Regions from separate parts of the Mus musculus genome. Here region 1 is linked to region 2. Evidence: chromatin loops called from intact Hi-C (ENCODE). Cell type or tissue: gastrocnemius. All regions are shown on one strand. Links, peaks and the distances in the headings refer to the core of each region. The heading gives the core; the rest is flanking DNA.

The links. Peaks named below come from ENCODE experiments on the same cell type or tissue, not always from the same donor. Only the 100,000 strongest peaks of a DNase experiment are listed, where the experiment ranks them.
Region 1: a loop joins it to region 2, with 2.1 times the contacts of the local background. A loop is called at or near these places in 4 of 42 quality-filtered maps.

Annotation. Positions count from the first base shown.
Region 1 is chr2:165,602,732-165,605,537 of GRCm38, reverse strand. All of the region lies in intron 1 of Eya2 (EYA transcriptional coactivator and phosphatase 2), which reads right to left. Among named protein-coding and RNA genes, the nearest start is that of Eya2, 9.1 kb to the right of the region's middle. In gastrocnemius, for the core only: no CTCF peak of the experiment used is centred there; a DNase peak (open chromatin) is centred at 1,592; H3K27ac peaks cover 1,508 bases.
Region 2 is chr2:165,528,099-165,530,904 of GRCm38, reverse strand. No RefSeq gene overlaps it. Among named protein-coding and RNA genes, the nearest start is that of Slc2a10, 26 kb to the right of the region's middle. In gastrocnemius, for the core only: a CTCF peak has its summit at 1,608 (motif pointing left); a DNase peak (open chromatin) is centred at 1,579.

The DNA of each region.
Region 1 (2,806 bases), core at 210-2,709, 75 kb before region 2:
ATGGAGGATGGTGGTTCTCTGTGTAGCTCTAGCTGTCCTGGAACTCACAGAGACCCACCTACCTCTGCCTCACAAGTGCTGGGATCAGATGTGTGTGCCACATGCCTGGTCCCAAAGAAACAATTTTTTTTCTAAGAAAAATGTATTGGTTCTTAAATGCCACAGAAACCCTGGCTGGTTTAACTAAAAAAATCAAAAACAAAAACAACAAAAACCTTCCATGAGTGTCTCCAATTGTGGCACAGACAAACAAGGGGTTGTTTTGGTTGGTTATTTTTTGTTGTTGCTGGGTTTTTGTTGTTGTTGTTTTCCATGTAAGAGCATTTACTTGTAAATACACCATGTGCTTACAGTATCCACAGGGGCCAGAAGAGGGTGCCTGACCTGGAATCAGAGAGACAGGCAGTTGTGAGTCTCCAGGTGGGAGTTGGGGACCAAACCCAGGTCCTCTGGAAGAGCAGCCAGTGCCCTCAACCCCTGAGCCATCTCTCCAGCCCCCTACCATAAAGACTTTGGGGGAGAGGATCAAACTTTGTGTAAATGTACGGCACATGAAAACTTGGTGAGGTTTTAAATCTACAACTCGCCCAGCCCTTCTCTGAATATCCAGATGACCTCAACCTCTAATTCCCTCGAGATTTCATTCTTCAACATTCCAAAGCCCAGGGATGCTTCATGCTCCAAGGAAAACAAAAGAGAAAACCTCTGACGCTTTCCTACAACAGCCCCCCTGAACCCGTAGGTTATCAGCATTATGAGAGGGGAAACTGAGGCAGAACTAGGCTTTGAAAAGAGGCAGTCGGGCTCTCAGGTCTTGACTGTCAACAACGTATTCACTCCACTGTCTGTAAAGTCTGTGGAAGAACGTGGCTGAGATTCAGTTAACTCAGGGAGGTGATGAAGTCTGGATCACTCTGAGGTGGAACCACAGAGGGCTGGTGCGGTGGCACTAGCTGGCCAGTAAGCCCCAGGGAGCCGCCATGTGTCTTTGGCATTAGGAGAACATCTTTTGTTTTCTTTTTCAGCTCCTTACTGGTTTGTTAAATAGAGCAAGAACCTCTTTTTTTCTTCTTCTTCTTCTTGTGACTTCCCTTTCATTTAAATGGGAAAACATACATTTCAAAGACATTCAATAGCTGTGTTGAAGTCTTGGGCTCAGTCACAATGTCCCCATTGTGGCGAGAGGACTCCCTGGCCTTTAAGCTCGGGTTATAAAAATTTGGTCTGAGCCCAAAGTCTGGCTTTAATAGAATATTTTAATTTTGTTTAATGAATATTATTTTAAGTCTATTTGGCAGTTTAAAAATGTGTTCTTTTATTTTCAAATTAAGCTTTATCCGTGACCTGTGCTTTCTTGGGGGTGCGGGTGCAGCGTGCAGTCAGGGTGATAATGATACAAGCTACCATTTATTGAGTGCTTACTATGTGCCAAACGCCCTGTGAATGTGTGCCACCTCATTTAACATGCTCAGTCTTTTCAGGAACAGCAACTGTGCCCAGAGGTGGCAGGGCAAGGGCACCGCCAGTGGCCAAGATTCACACCAGCTCTGTCTGAGTCTGGGGCCTGTGCTCTCAACCACAGCCCACGCTCTCACCACACAGATCCGCTGTTGCCAGGCACCCTGCTGGCCTCCAGTGCAACGCCCTGTCATCCTTACAGCTGGCTTATTAAATGAGCAGGACCACAAAGCCGAGAGCCTCTTGCCAGTGACATCTTTACATTTTCACCACAGCTGATGGCCAAGATCCTCATTAACAGTATCCTGCCCCGTTTTACAGAGTAGGAAACTGAGGAACAATGAGCTAAGTCATCAACCTCAGGACACACAGCTTTCGATTCATGATCATAGCAGGATTAGCTCTGGTCATCGTTCGAGCTCCACCCACTGCTGGTACAAACACTTTGTCATATTAACTTAATCTCTACAGAAAGGCGCTTTATAATCCCTGTTGTGCAATTGGGGACACTGACAGGTGGGTAAATGATGTGTGGTGACATCAACTCCACCAGCCCATAGTTTCTGCTCCCAATCTCCACTGTACTTAAGAATATATATTTATATTAATTATATTATTAAATCTTATTATATTATATTTATCCTATATCATATTAATATATTAATCTAATTAATATCACACACACACATATATGACCAGCAAGGCTCCCATTTAGGGAAAACTGATTCTCCCCCTCCCCACCCCCCCATGCCATTTTCTAGAGGAGCATCGAGCAATTGTCAGGGCGTATCCCACGGATGCCAAGTTCACTTTGGGGCACAGAAGCTGGCACCCCACACTTGCTGAGCTGGGCTCCTCGGGATGAGCATCTGCAGCATTGCTTTTATCTCTTCTCCTTCATCTGCTGTGGGAGCTGGAGGAAGCTCTGGAGAAAGGTCTAGGAGTCACAGCAATACCTTCTGTCTACCCCAGGATCATCAGGACCACGACAGAGATACAATTCCAGGACACTGGAGTCCTGTTCTTGTCTATCTGTCTCTCTGACCCTAGATAGGGAAGTGTCACTAAGGTAAGGACAAGAACAAAGGCTCCAAGAAACACGGCGCGTCTTTGGAATGGTTTATGAAATACTCAACACACACCCTCTTGTCAATGAACTTTATCCTGCCATACTGCAATGGGTCAGGGGTCAACACATTTTGTTCTCAAGGGCCACAGCCAGTGTGTCAGGCTCCGTGGGCTGCATAGTCCCAGTAGTAACACTGAGGTCATCATAGTGTGACTGCACCTGGGCACAGCCAGCTGCAGGGTTACAGACCAGCCAGGTTGCAGGCGTCAACAGCCTCTC
Region 2 (2,806 bases), core at 230-2,729:
AAATACGTGGTGCACAGTAGCTGCTGAATGAATGTTCATGTGTGTGAGCATGTATACACACACACACACACACACACACACACACACACCCTGTTAAAGAGCTTACCAAAAGGGAATGCTTTAAATGATACTGGAGGAGCCAATGAGATAGTCCCATGAGCAAAGACACTTGCTGGCAAGCCCAGTGACCTGAGTTCGATGCCAGTATCCACATGGTAGGAGGACACTGACTCCTACAAGGCGTCCTGTGATGGCCACAGACACGTGTGATTGCAGATGGGTAGGTAGGTAGGTAGATAGGTGGGTTATAGGTGGGTTGGTGGGTGGGTGGGAGGATGGATGGATAGATAGAAGATAGAGATAGATAGATAGATAGATAGATAGATAGATAGATAGATAGATAGATAGATAGATAGATAGATAGGCAGACTGACTGACCGACTTGAAACACTTCTGAGGCCTCTGGTTGGAAGGTGTGTCTGCTCTCCCGCTTCCTCCCCTGTCGGCTCCCTTCCTTGTTCTTGACTGTATAGTATAAATGTTTCTACCGCAGCCAGGAATTACTTTTGCAACATGAAGGAGTAAACAAGTAACGAGTTATAAAGGTGCCCCGCCCAGCTCTGCCTGTTCCCACCAGACCATCCTCCCTGTTAGAAGCCCAGGTTGTCAGCAGCCCTGTCCCTTCCTCACAGGCTGCCGTCGGGGGTGGGGTGGGCCTTGCCATCCTGCTGAGTTCTCCCCATCCATGGCACATCTGCCCAGAAGCAGAGAAGGGAGCAGGTGTCTCAGACCTTCCTGCCTCTCTCCCTCTGTCTCCTCTCAACCCCAGCAGGGTCTTCCCGCAAAGCAGTCCAGGGGCCTTCCTGACTGGACCTCCCCAGACTCCTTGCTGGTGCCCCTCTGGTCTCCACCTTCTCCTCCTCTGAGGAGCTCTCCCGGGGGGTTCTCTCAGAAACGCCATCCTGGGTAAAGTCAGTGATGGTCTGGTCTGTCCTGGCAGCTGAGGCAAAGACCTTACCTCCGAGTTTGTCAGATCTCCACAGTGGGCACAGCCAAGTTAACTCCTGTGGGCTGATGAGGTACACCCCACTTTACAGCCATCATTAGGTGCTATATGAAGGGCTTGTGGCTCACAGGCAAAGTTATGATGTGACAAACCTAGGCTGTATAGTGTGTGTACCGGGAGGTTACACCTGTGTCAAGAAACTATTGTCAACAGATTCAACTCCAGAAAGGACAGGACAAAGCATACACTGCTCCTCTGCTGAACAACCCTCGGAAGCCAATATTTTTAGGGATTTCTTTGTTTTCGTTTGTTTGTTTTGTTGGGTTTTCGAAATAGGGTTTCTCTGTGTAGTACAGGCTGTCTTGGAACTCACTCTGTAGACCAGGCTGGCCTCGAATCAGAGATCCACCTGCCTCCCGAGTGCTGGAATTAAAGGCGTGCACCACTACCGCCCGGCTCCTTGCAAGATGAATTTTTTCTTTCTTTCTGCTTTTGCATGTTTTCCTCATTTTCTTGAAGGTGCCCTGTTCCCTTTTAAGGAAAAGCTGTAACGAGGAAACACAAAGGTGCACTTGCGCCCTCTGCTGGTCATGCTGTAGAACTGCAGTACAGCGTTTGCCTGGTGGGGAACAGAGGCAGGGGAGCAGGTTTCCTTCCACCAGAAGCAGACTACAAGAGGGACCATGACAGATCTTCACCCCCAAATACTTCACATCACCCTTATTCTTCTTACACTCTGTTGAAGCCCCTAAGTATATGCCCCAGAAACTCCATTCCCATCTTAGGAGCCAGGAGATACCTGGGTAAATCCCAGTCAACATGGCTCCTTGGGGCTGCATGTCTTCAGATATGCCACCTACCTGCTTTGTGTCTCAGGCTCTCACCATACAAGGCAACGTTAGGCAGGGGTTCTCATCTGAGCACCAGTGACATTGTGGGAAGTGTTCTTCATCCTGTGTGCCTGTCAGGGGCAAACCTGACCCCAACCATCAAGTTACTTTCGTTGATACTTCATAGGTGTGACTTTGCTACTGTCATGAATTGTAACGAAAATATCCGTGTTTTCTGATGGGTCTTTGGTGACCCCTGTGAAAGGGTCCTTCGACCCCAAATGCGGTTGCAACCTATAGTTTCAGTGATTGGTGGGGAAGGGCTCAGCCGATGGTCTGTGGGGAGGGGCTCTCCTGACCTGGTGGTCCTGGGTTCCATAAGAAAGCAGGTTGAGCAAGCCATGAGGAATAAGCCAGTATGCAGTACCCCTCCGTGGCCTCTGCATCAGCTCCTGCTTGCAGGTTTCTGCCCTGAATGAGTTCCTGACCTCTCTGTTCTTAATGATGAAGTATTCTATGGAACTGTGAGTGAAATAAGCCTATTGGTCATGGTGTTTTATCACAGCAATAGAACCCTAAGAGGGACCCTGAGTTTCTCTCTCCTACTTACACCCCACCCATGCCACCACTGCCTTCACAGAGCACCCCCCCCCAGCATTCCTCCTGCTGGAGGGTCCCACTGTGAAGGATCTCTGGGGAACTCCTTTCACTGGCCTGCTGAGTCTGTTGTGGTTGGCATTGTCTCTGCCCCCCCCCCCCCCCCAGCAAGGGGACCAGTCTCCAATTAACATAGAAAAATAAGAACAGAAAGGGCCAGAGGCTTTGTGGAAGAGGAAAAGAGGAGATGAGATTGTGGTAAACGCATGCAGGTGAGGGTGGGATGGGGTGACCTCAGCAGAGCAGGGCTCTGGCATCCCCCAAAGGGGTCAGAGACAGCTGAAAAAACTAACACCTGCCCCACTCCCTGGCC